Linked DNA regions of Homo sapiens: region 1 is linked to region 2. A link is an interaction called in ENCODE POLR2A ChIA-PET data of the cell type or tissue named here. Cell type or tissue: MCF 10A. All regions are shown on one strand. Each heading gives the region's core, and the rest is flanking DNA. Links, peaks and the distances in the headings are about the cores only.

Region 1 (6,061 bases), core at 2,040-4,539, 170 kb before region 2:
GCAGTCTCAGGCCTCACCTCTCCAAAGGGAGAGGTGTTAGTCCTCTCCCCCACATGGCAGTGTTAGGCCTCCACCCCCCATCCTCTTGGGAGGGAGAAAGGTTGAGCTAGAGGATGAGTTCCTGGCTGCCCCGTCCTGAAAGGATACTGAGGACCAGGGTGATAAAGGCGATGACAGCCAGCACACTTCGCAGATAGGCCACAGCCAGGTCCAGCGGGGCGGTGGCCCCTTGGTAGGAGAGAGCACAGTGCAGGCAAACAAAGAGCAGCCCCGCAGGGAAGGCCACGCCAGCTCCAACGTAGTGCAGAGACCTGGCATGATCCACCTGGGCCCAGAGAAGGGCCAGTTGGTGATGTGGCCATGGCCCCACCTCTCCACCCCTCCTTCAATGAATCTCCTCTCTCCCTCTTCCTTCCTCTCCCTCTTTCCAGCCCCAACCTTGAGGTGCCACACTGCAGGCAGCCAGGCCTTGTTAGGTAAAGTTTAAGGTTTGCAGGGGAGAAGGGGAAGCACCTGAAAGTTGCCAACCACCAAGAGGCCCGCAGCGTTGGTGCAGCCTGTGATGAGTGCCGTGGTGTTAACCCAAGAGTGCCGACTCTGCTCCAGGAGCTGCCCGTAGCGCAGGAGGCAGATCAGGGCCACTGGGGGAGGAGAGCACAGTTGAGGCCTTCCTCCAGCCCTGGCCCTGCCCAGCGAGCCTGTCAGCTTCCCCCAGACGCTGTGGTGCTCCTGCCCCTTCTGAGGGGCAGAAAGGAACAGACAGGCGGGTGGTGAACTAGGTTTCCTCAGGCTCCAGCCAGCAGGGTGGCTGTGTGGGAGTCAGCTTTTGGCCTTCAAGGAAGGGGAGAAGCTGCCTCTATTGCCTTAGCCCTTGGTGGGGAGGGCTGCACAGAAGGGCTTCCTGGGCCTTTCTGTGTGGGGATCACTGGGCTGGGCACGCAGGGTCAGGGCTAAGGGTACAACTCACCCATGAAAGCACCCATGTTGCCAATGAGGCTGAAGAGGCAGCTTTCTGGGGGATAGGAGCCACACTTGCTGCGAGGAGGGGGAAGGACAGAGTAAGAGGGGTGCAGGAGGCCCGGGGGGCCCCCATTTTGGCTCACTGGCTCTCCCCTGCTTTACCTGCACCTGCTCCTTAGCAGGCAGGCCACTGATTTATGTGAAGATCCAGGGTCCCTCATGAACAACTGGTTCCAGGCTGGGCCCCCAAAGCAGAGCTCATGTGTGTGAGAGAGAAGGGAGTGCCCAGGAGTGTTCGGGCAACCCTGACACTCTTTGCTGAGCCCTGCGGCTGGTTTGGCTATCCTTGAGCCAGAACACGGGCTGGGCAATCTGAGGGCTCCAGCTTAAATCCAGGTGCCTCCGCTTATTAGCTGTGTGACCTGGATGAGGAAGACTGAGCCTGTTTCCTCACCTATAAAATGGTGAAAACAATACCTGCCTCACTCCTGGGAGGATGAAAAGAGACAATGCATATAAAGCACTCAGCAGAGTGCCTGCCCCACAGTAACTGTCAAGTAGTGTTGTTATTAAGTGGCTCTTAGGATACTTATTGTTCCTGAGACCCAAGGACAGCTCTTTGCTTGAGGGGCTGTCTGGGAGGCCCTTAGATCTCCCTGACCGGCCCAATGTCCAGGCCTTACCTGATGAGGGGGACATCGTCCAGGGTGCAGCAGGTCTTGGGACCCCCTTGCTCAGCAGGGTCAGGAGGGCAGGACTCGTTGTAGGACCTGGCAGGCAGGACAGGGAGTAGACTGGGGGAAGGGACTGCCCCCAGGCCCTTGGCCTATAGCCTCAGGCCTCAAAGAGGACTCTCTCCCAGACCTCCCCTACAGGGACAGAAGATCCCACTCCCCAGTGCCCGCCTGAAGCAGTAACCAAAGGGGCAAAGGGATAGTGGGAAGTGGGTAGGTGGCAAGAAGCCATGCCTGGGGACCAATTTCAGAGAAGAGCAGTGAGGCTCAGGGTTGCAGTCTGGCTCGTGGCAGCCTCAGGCCCAAGAGGGGACAGAGATGAAGGAAGCTTTAGAGCAAGGTTGTCTGCAGAGTCCTTCATACCAGTTCTCCACAGGGCATACATGGTGGTTCATCACAGCCATGGCATACCTGTGGGAACAGAACTGTCACCCTGGCAGCCTTCCCGAGCCCCACTCAACCCACCCCATGACCCTTCTCTTCAACCTTGATTTCTGGCCCCATTCAGCCTCATTATTGTTGCTGGGGACTCAAGTTGAGGTCCCTAAGGCTTGATGCCACACCAGCACCTGCAGCATGCCCCCAGCTACAGGCCCTCTGGAAATTGCCCTGGCTAGAAGTATATTTGTCAGGGCCACCCTGCTGGACAGCAGTGGTGCCAGCTTGTCCCAAGGGGCTGTGTGCCCAGGCACCAAGTCAGGCTTTTGAGACACCCAGAGTGACCCTGGGTACCACCGTGGCTATGACAGGACAAGAGACTTTGTGTGCGTCATCAAGCTCCTGTTGCCCCCCGGGCACCCCCCTTTACTCACACAGTCCATATGCCAGTGATGGAGAACGCTGACAGGCTGACAGGCAGGAGGATCCAGGCGGTCATGAGGGAGGGGAGCCAGGGTGGTGGTGGTGTTGGGGGGAGGACAAGAGGTAGATGGGGAAGTGGGGGCGGACCAGCTACCTTGAGATGTTTCTGCCACAACCATCAGCTGTCCTGGCCTGGTGGAGAGAGATCAAAGTCCAGGAGTGGGTAACTGGCCGGGAAGGGGGAGGGGAAGGGGGTCAACACCTTATCCAGCGCTCCCGTTGGGTCTCTGAGCGTCCAAAGTTTGGGCTGAGCCCACGGCAGAACGTGAACACCCTCTGGCACTGGGGGCCTCCGCGGTCAACCCAAATGCCACCGGCGTGCTGAGAGACGCAGGCGGACCGTAACATCTGGAAGGGAGTTACCCTCCTTCTGAGGGACCAGGGCTGGGAGAAGGGCTGGACAACCGAAGAGGCCACGCCAAGGAGAGGCTGGGTGCCGGCCCAGTGGAGCGGTGGCGAGTCGGCGGCGCGCAGGCAACCACCTGACCATCGGCGCCCTGGGCGAGGGGCGGGTTCACGCGGAAAGCCCAGCCCGGCCCGGCCCCCGCTCGCCTGGGCGCGGGGACCCCGGCTGGGGCCGGACCCTGCGGCCGGCGACCCCCCAGGACCCGGGACGCGAGAGTCCCCAGGTGATTCCTGGAAGCCCGGAGGAAGGGAAGGAGCCCAGTACGCACCTCCCCGGAGCGCCCCGCCGCCGCCGCACCCTGCTCGGCCCCCTCGTGGCGCCGACTCTAGCTGCGGCCCTCGGAGCAGCCCTGAAAGGTTTAAAGGGCCGAGCGGCCCCGCCCCTGGAGGCCCCAGGCCTCGCCGCGCCGCCCGCCGGGACGTGGAGTCCGCGCAGCCCCGGCCTCGGTGCCCGCGCCCTGCCCGAGACTACAACTCCCGAGCCCCCGCGCCCGCGTCACGGGGGAAACGTGGGCGGTGTCCCAACTTCGGAGGACCTGGGCGCGGAGGGCTGTGGCGTGAAGACCGCTCTAAAACCGAGATGACTAGAGGTTCCGTTTAACCGATTCCTGCCGGGGAAGCGTCAGCAGGTGGGGATCTCGGGGCAGCCTGCATTCCAGCTCTACCTGGGATTGTCGCCGTGCACATGGCTGGAGGAGCGTCTCTCCGCCACTGCGCACATTTTGCAGCCTGCACCGGCCAACGGTGAGTCCTCTAGGAAGCTCTCTCAACGTGGCGCCCCATGCCTGCCTCTGGCCAGGGCTGCGGTGGGTCCAGAGAAGCAGACACAAAGACTTGGCTGTTTCTTAAGAAATCCAAGCGCCTGGGATTTGGCTTATGGTTCCTGTGGCTCAGCAAACTCCGGAGGAGGGCTGCTTTCATTAGATACTTTTTGCTTTCCTGCATACAAGTACACAATGTACTAGCCAGAAATCAGTGTCCAAGACGTGTTTCCCGACTGATCAACACTTATTTGAAATAAGACGGCAGAGACCAGAGGACATCCATTCTAAATAGACACATGTAGGTGTCAGTGTAGAGTAGGTAAGGATTAACATGGCCAGTGTTGGTAAGCAAAGAGGGGAAGGTGAGAGACCCGGAGGAATCTGGGAAAAGGAAACAGGATAGTGTGGGAAAAATTACTGACCAGCTTCACCAAAAACTTACAGGCTATGAGTGCATTCCTGGATGTTTCTTTTTTTTTTACTTTTTCTTTTTCTTTTTTTTTTTTTTGAGACGGAGTCTCGCTCTGTCGCCCAGGCTGGAGTGCAGTGGCGCGATCTCGGCTCACTGTAAGCTCCGCCTCACGGGTTCACGCCATTCTCCTGCCTCAGCCTCCCGAGTAGCTGGGAACTACAGGCGCCCGCCACCTCACCCGGCTAATTTTTTTGTATTTTTAGTAGAGACGGGGTTTCACCATGTTAGCCAGGATGGTCTCGATCTCCTGACCTCGTGATCCGCCCGCCTCGGCCTCCCAAAGTGCTGGGATTACAGGCGTGGGCCACTGCGCCTGGCCCGGATGTTTCTTAAATTATTGCAAGGGTGGAAATACTTTCACATATCAGAAGTGTGCCTGGCATTCTGTCTCAAAGGCGGTCCCAGCATCTGTTGGAGCCCTTGTGAGATGACAGATCATCACCTGAATGGTGCACAGGCGCAGGTTGCCCAGCGTGGGGAGCTGAAGTTTGGCAACACTGGTGAGGCAAAGGCTATGTGAAACAACAGGGTCCTGTGCTTTAGAGAAGTAGAGCAGAATAAACTGCACAATGACTTGAAGAGGGAGAAACCTTCTTGGACCCAGTGGAAAGCAGAAATGGAAGCAGAAAACCTGTTGGAGAGCCCTTTTTCTTTTGAGACAGAGTTTCACTTGTTGCCCAGGCTGGAATGCAATGGTGCAATCTCGGCTCACTGTTACCTCTGCCTCCTGTGTTCAAGTGATTCTTGTGCCTCAGCCTCCCGAGTAGCTGGGATTACAGGTGCCTGCCACCATGCCCAGCTAATTTTTTTATATTTTTAGTAGAGACGGGGTTTCACCATGTTGGTCAGGCTGCTCTTGAACTCCTGACCTCAGGTGATCCGCTCGCCTTGGCCTCTCAAAGTGCTGGGATTACAGATGTGAACCACCGTGCCCAGCGGGAGAGCCCTGTCCTTAAACACATTAGGACAAGTAGTTAAAACAGGGCCAAGAAGTATGGCTGTGTAGTGATCACTGTACAAGCACACCTGGCTGAATAAACCAGTGGGGGATAAAATCCAGCTCACCTGCCGCTGGCTATGCTTTGTGCCTCAGGACAAGGGTGTGCTTCCTTGCTAATTGACAGGAACCATCTTCCTGCCCAACTGCATTCCCACTGCGTAGGCACCTTATCTGCCCAATGGGGCTGTGAACCCTAATTGGAAGCTTTGCAATTCTTAACACTATATCTTCTTGAGCTGGGTTTGAGTCCCTATCCAATCAAGATGAAGGCCTGAGAGGACTACTCAAGTTCTAACATGATGTGGGGGCAAGGCATAGTAGTCCAGATCCGGGACATGAGGCAGCTTTTGGCTTAGTATGACAATCTAATAGTTCCTAAAATAGAATTATCCCAGGATGGAGCTCCGTATGACAGAAGGGCTCTTCATAGGTAGTTGGTAGGGGGAATTGTGTATCATGTAAGAAGTAGGACCAGATGTCTTTAAAAAGACCTTCCAACTCTAATGCTACATGAGTCTGTCTAGTTGTTATGTTCCAACAGGGACAGCTCTTAAAATAGTGTGGCAAAGCAAGAGATGAGATTTCCAGTGCTGACTCGGTGGTGGAATGACTTTAGGGCAGGTATTTAACCTCCACTTCCCCAAGTACACAAGTTATTTCACAACTCTTGGCAAAAACAGTGCTGTAAAAATCGTAAGTTTATTTGTTAAAAAAAATACTGTATTTGAAAAGTACCTTCCTTCTGGGATTTTCAAATAATTTGTACACTACATTTTATTCATCTACACATTGGAAATGAGTAAACTGGTGAACATATAGCTTTTTATACATTTAACACAACCAGTGCAAATTCTCCTGCCTCTGA
Region 2 (6,061 bases), core at 1,142-3,641:
GACACGGCAGCCTTTGCAAGTGTGGGCATCTCAAGCAGCCAGATTCCTTTCCAGCTCAGGACCCCTGGAGTCGCTGGAGCCTTCGAGCTCCCAGGCAGCCCTTCCAGGCAGGCCCCTGTGTCCCGCTTCTGGGCACCTATGCTTTTGCGGTCATAATTGCTAGCTGTCACCCTCCATCTGTCTGTCTACCTGTCTTTCTCTCTGAGTCTGGCTCACACTGTTCCCCTCTTTATCCGCTCTCTTGGTGGGGATGTGTGGCCCCACACTGAAGCCCAGCATAGCTGGCCTTAGCTGGTCCCCTCGGCAGATGTCCTGCCCCAGAGTGGACTCATGGGCCCTGACACCGAGGGGGCCTGAAGCCCCAGGGGAGGGTACTTCCCTGCCTCCTGGGGCCCCTTGTCCTTCCCTTTTTTTGGGGGGCTTGAGATGGCATTGAATGAGGAGCCCATCTTTAGATGTGTCCTGGCTTTCGAGTTGCAATTGGAACCTCACCGGTTTTATTTTCTTCGTTTTGTGCCTCCCAGCCTGGGACTCCTGAGGCCCCACCTCCATTTACAGAGATTCTGTTTGGGGAATCAACCCCCAGGACAATTGAACCAACAAATATTCTTTCCTCATGTCTAGGATTATTTCTGTGAAAAGACTTGCAAAGGTCTACCAGTAGATTGCACGTGGTTATGAGTTTTTGGGAAGAGGTGACTGAGAGCATGCACTGCTCACAGCGCTCAGTCCTGCCACACCACAGCCTGGGAGCCAGGCAGGGGCCAGGGGAAGCCCAGGAACTTATAACAGGTGCTGGGAGGAAGAGCCCCTCTTCCCCACCGTTCACCCTCTTCAGCAGTTGTCTACCCCCGCTCAACAGGACATGTGACTACTGTAGGGGTCCCCAAGCAAGAGATGGGAATCTCAAAGTGCTTCTTGGTATTCCCTCTTCCCCTCCCCTCCCCTCTCCTTCCCTTCCCTTCCATGAACAGCTATTGAGTACCCTCTATGTACCTGACACAGTGCAGGTACAAAATAATTTACCACATAGTCCCCACCATCATGCAGCGACTGAACACTTCTTGGTCTAGAGGATTTGGGAACCAGGAGTGGTTAGGGTGAGAAAAAGGAAAAAGCAAACCAAAGAATTTCTGCTTCTAACACAAATTTCTAGCCATCAGGGGCCATCAGGAAGCTGTGGACTGTGGAGGGGACCCAGGAGGGCTGGAGAGATTGCCCAGAGTCCTGCAGGGGCACAGGAGGGCAGGAGAGGGGTGAGAACTAGAGCCTTCCATCCAGACCTGCTTTGCCCTCTCTGGGTCAGGAGGTGGGTTCATGGGTTGGAGTCCCCACCACACAGGGTCTGGATTAGCACACAGTCCCTGGGCCACCACCCTGGGGCTTGCCTCTTGGCGTCACCTTGGAGATGGCCCTGGGACAGGAGCGTGGGCCCAGTTTGAGTCTGAATGATATTACGAGTGTGTAGTTTCTCTGTGAGGCCCCTCCACCTGACTTCAGGCCACTGTCCCTCTCACGACCACTCAGGGTTGCTGGAGTCCATTGCTGTTCCTCTCTGGAAAATGAGATGACCACCTAAGGCCTACTTGCTTCCCAGCCCTTCCTACCCCAATGAGCCACGCTTGCCGCTCCATGTGCTGTGGCTGTGGAAGCCTGCCTGGTAAAGGAATTCCTGACAAGGTGCATGGTGGCCCATAGCTTCACAGTCACCCTCCTGGCAACTCAGTTGCATGTTAGCTGGGGTTTAAAGCCTTAGGGTAGAGGACTGCTGACAGGCCTGTCAGGCAGGGTTGCAGAAGCCTGGGAGCAAAAATCTGGACCAAAGGCTGTGAGGCCGCAAGCAGATGCCTGCTGTAGCAGCTGTGATGGCAGTGGTCATCGCTGGTGTGATTGGCGGCCATTTGAACTGTCCCATGCAGGGACTGCTTCCCTCAGAGCTACTGTGTCCAAAAGAGGCTGGGCGACCCTCCTTCAAGATGCCCACTTGGGAGGTTGAGCTCAGTGTCCTCTGAGGTCCCTCGCACCCCGAGGAGCTGCACTGTGGGTCCAGGTCAGCATTAAGAATGAGATTTAAAGGGCACTCAGCTCCCCCTCCAAGCCCAGGTGCATCCTTCCGCCCATCTCAGCCCTCCTCGGCAGGGGGTGGGGAACCTGCATTCCTTGGCCAGTGAATCCTCCCCTTCTGGGCCTCACAGATCATGACTTTGAGGATTTGGAGCCCCATTTGGAAGCCCCAGTAGTGCAGAGGCCCATGTCAGAGGCCGCCCAGCAGAGAGACGGGCGGGAGGCCTGGAAGGACTCTGGGGAGTTCAGTTCTGACTCCGGCTGCAGCCGGAGATAATGCACGTTAAGCACCTGGCTCTGGGCCACTTTTCCACAGCTCCTGTTTTTAAAGCAGCAACTCCTGGGAGCTTCTGAGGAGGAGGAGGGGAAAGAGGAAGACAAGGAGGAGGCAGAACTGTTCTTCCACACCTGGGCTGGGTGGGCCACCCCCAGATCTATGGAATAGGAAAGCACTGATTTTGCACAAACCAGGGCATTGTCTTCTAATGATTTTAAGCCATCAGGTAGTATAATACTAACTACAACAACAGCTACTCAAATTGATAGCATGTTTTGAGCCCTGGCAATAAATGGCCAGTAAGTTCCTGCCCTCAAGTTGCTCAAAGGCCCTGGTTTTGCATGGGAGACAAGACGAACCAGAAAGTGCTGAGTTGAGGGCTGTACCAGAGGCTTAGCCAGCAAGCTAGACCCCCCCGGGTGGTGTGCCTGCAGCCGTGTGCCAGTGCTGGGAAGGCGGGGTCTGCAGGGCTGGGAGGTTTGCTCCTGGCCCTGTGGGTAATCTGAAGCCAGAGGTGGCAATTAAGCCAGTGCAGCTTCATGAGATCTGTGTCCTCCCTCTTTTCCTTGCTGCTTTCTGGGGACAGGAGGCAGGTCCTAGTATGGCCTGGGTCCGCTTTGGAAGAACGTCTTGGGTGCAGACCCCGTAGCTTCGGTGCCAGGGACAAGATGAAGGCATATTGGATTTTGTCGGGTGAAGGGGGTTTGGTGTGAGCTGAGGGTGTGTAGGAGGGGCCCCCTTCTGTCTGGATAGCTGAGCCCAGGCCTCGGACAGGATCCCTGGGTGCCAGCCCCTTCTGTGGACTGTGGGAGGCGGAGTCTCCAGAGCCGCACCCTGCCTGGATTCAGTTCCACCTATGGCCCCTAGGGTGCCCACCAAGGGGCACTGTCCCAGCTTTGTTCCTACCTCCCATGTACATTGTCAGCCCTGCTGAGGCCTTGTCTCTGAAAAGTGAGGAGCTGTCATAAGTGATTTCTAAGGCCCTTGCCAAGCCCACCTAAATCCTCTTTCTGCTTTAATGACTGACCCCTGTGTTACTTCTCAGGGCATTTCACAGAGATTTGAAAGTCGCTCCTAGAGACTGTTGGGACCTCAGGGCGGTTTGCCCTGAGAATACTGGCGACATCTGATGTTCAGAGAGCGTGGATCATGTGCCAGGCATGTGCTTGGTGCTTCCCGGGTATCACCTCGTGGGCTCCTCTCACCAACCCTTGAGGTGGGGGACTGGTGTTGTCTGATGCACAGATGGTGAGTCCGGGGCTCCCTGAGCCCAAGGAACTTGCCTGAGATCACCTAACCACTAACAGAGGTGTGTGCCCCCAGCTCCTACTGCTTCCCTGTCCTGCTTCTCACATGGGAGTGGGGTTGAGGGGAGGTTGGTGGCTCACATATCCAACCCCCTCCCGGCCCAGTTATTAAGTTAAATACCATCTGCTTTCAAAGCCCAAGGAGGCCATCTATGCTGGGGAAAAGGGGGGTGGGTGGGAAACCACCATCAAATTCCCAACTAGCCATAAAAATGGATGCAATTTATTTTTTCTGGCATTCCAATTACATAGACGTTTGTCGCCAGCTGTTTGTTCTAACACGGAGTGTTCTCTCAGCTGCCGTTTCTCTTCTCCCATTTGACACTGTTAGGCCACAAGTCTGGCAGGGCCTGGGCTGGAGGGGTCATTGGCTGGGGAGCCTCCCAGGTGAGCTGAGCTGGCTTTCCCTGAACGTGGACCGTGCCTCTGAGGTTCCCCGGGTGGTCTCGAGGCGAGGCGCAGGGAAAGGCTGGGGTGCCGCTTCCTCCCTCTTTTCACACTCTCTGCCCCTTTCCTCCTCCTCTCTCTTTTTCCAAATTGCTCCCCACCCTCAACATGCGCTCCCAGACCCCACCCTTCTCCCCAACACACTGAGAATGAATGAAAACTCAGGATCTCTGACCTAGGGAGAAAAACCAGCTCTTCCTGCTCAGAAGGTCTCTGAGACGTGGGAAGTCCCCTCTGATGCCCTAACTGACCACACTGGGGAATGCAGAGAACCCCCTGGGGCACCTCTGAGCCAAGATTCCCCTCTGGAAGCCCCTGTGGAGGCTCAGTGGCTCTCGGGACGCTGGAGAAGGGGTGTCTGTGTAGGGTGGGGGCTAACCCCAGAGAACGCTGTGGTTCTTTCTGGTGCTCTGTAGTGCTATCATTTAAGGCACAGGAACGCACGCTATGGCGGCCCTCAGCAAAACTGTGAAGTAGGCAAAGTGCAGAGTTCTGGGGCTGGAGACCTGGATTTGAGTCCTGGCACTGTCACTCTCGCTCTGTGGCCTTGGGCATGTTATTTGACCTCTCTGATCCCCAGTCCTCTCATCTGTAAAGTGAAAGCACACAAATCTGCCTTGCTGCCTTGCTGAAAGGATTAAACAAGACCCCATATGAGAAAGGGCTGGTGTTCCCGGTGAGTGCCAGAGAGGAAATCTCATGAATTTATAGCTACAAGGTAACAACTTAATTGGAACCCCGGGAAGGAACAGCTCAGAAAAGGGCAGTGCCAGGGTGGATGAATGACCGACCAGCCAAAAGGCAGATGGGGAAGGACCAACCTTTCTGAGTGAGAGATTCTTTCCCCTCTAGCACTTCAGCTCAAACCCCTGGTCCTGCACCCTTAGCATAGGGTGCAGCCTGCAGCCCATCCAGAAATCCTCGGATGTCAAAGTAGAGGGAGTCATACCAAGAAACATGCATAACATGTGGTCATATAATAATGCTAATCGGCACTGCAGCAGACCACTGCCACCACCAAGCACATCAACCATGTGGTGAGTGCCATTGTGTCCCCTTATGGGCATCCCACTCACATTATCTCTACCCCGTGTTATACTAACCCCAAAGTTGGGACCACTTCCCTCATTGCACAGATGGAAGACTGAGGCCAGGAGAAGGGCGTAACTTGCCTGGGGCCACATGGCCAGGAAGTGGCAGAGCTCAGTTTCCAACCTGTTTTATCTCTTTGGTTCTGAGTTCTGAGCTCTTCAGTCCTGAGGCCAGCCCGCTGCCTGAAGCTCGCACACTGCCCAGCACAGTGGCCTGTGCCCAGGAGGCCCCCAGCAAGTGCCTGGTGCCGTCCCTTGCCCAGAGCAACAGCTCTTATGTAAGCAGCCCGGCTGCAGCGCAGTGCAGGCTCCATTTAGCTGTGGGGAGCCAAGAGCCTGCTGGTGGTGGCCCTGGTGGTAGCGAGGGGTGGGTTGGGCAGGGAGGTGTCATCAGCTGCGGGCACCCCCAGCTTTGTGCCGCCGGCGAGGACTGACACCAGGTTAAGTCGCCTGGCGGCCTTTGGCTGCAGCTGGGAGCGCGCCTGGTTCCCATTCGGGCGCTGTGGTTTTGATTAGCTGTTCTGCGAGGCGGGCCTGCTGGTGAGTCCATGGGAGCTCCGCTGGAACAGAGGGTCCCCCGCCCGGCCGCCGCGGCCCCCCCTCCTGGCAGCCCCAGACTCCAGATGTTCCGAGCGCTCGCTGGGAAGGCCTGCTGGCGCCACGGAGGGCAGAGGGCAGGGAAAGCACGCGAGCTGGAAGCCCAAGCACTCAGTCACCACAGGCCTTGGCAGCCCGCCCGGCCCTCTGCTGGCACATTCCCCAGCTCTCCCCTGGCCATCTGTTCCCAAAAAACCCTTTCAGAGCCTCATCATCACTCAGGATACAACAGCGCGAGCAGCTGGTTTGGAGGCAGCAGGGAAAACCGTGCAAAAGGT

What was found. Peaks named below come from ENCODE experiments on the same cell type or tissue, not always from the same donor. Only the 100,000 strongest peaks of a DNase experiment are listed, where the experiment ranks them.
Region 1: POLR2A ChIA-PET joins it to region 2 with 5 read pairs; 6 of 35 experiments call an interaction of 5 or more read pairs at or near these places.

The regions. Positions count from the first base shown.
Region 1 is chr2:85,599,378-85,605,438 of GRCh38, forward strand. TMEM150A (transmembrane protein 150A) reads right to left here and starts at 3,321. Exons shown (of 8, transcript NM_001031738.3): 1 at 3,230-3,321; 2 at 2,507-2,687; 3 at 2,058-2,105; 4 at 1,644-1,730; 5 at 968-1,035; 6 at 514-641; 7 at 148-325. The coding sequence starts at 2,571. C2orf68 (chromosome 2 open reading frame 68) reads right to left here. Exons shown (of 4, transcript NM_001013649.4): 4 at 5,877-6,061. It also overlaps a transcript of USP39 not described here. RefSeq lists silencers at 2,791-2,850, 2,951-3,530. In MCF 10A, for the core only: a CTCF peak has its summit at 3,282 (motif pointing left); a DNase peak (open chromatin) is centred at 3,384.
Region 2 is chr2:85,766,631-85,772,691 of GRCh38, forward strand. All of the region lies in intron 2 of ATOH8 (atonal bHLH transcription factor 8), which reads left to right. Among named protein-coding and RNA genes, the nearest start is that of MIR6071, 14 kb to the right of the region's middle. RefSeq lists enhancers at 1-102, 3,714-6,061 and a silencer at 3,076-3,370. In MCF 10A, for the core only: a CTCF peak has its summit at 3,188 (motif pointing right); no DNase peak of the experiment used is centred there.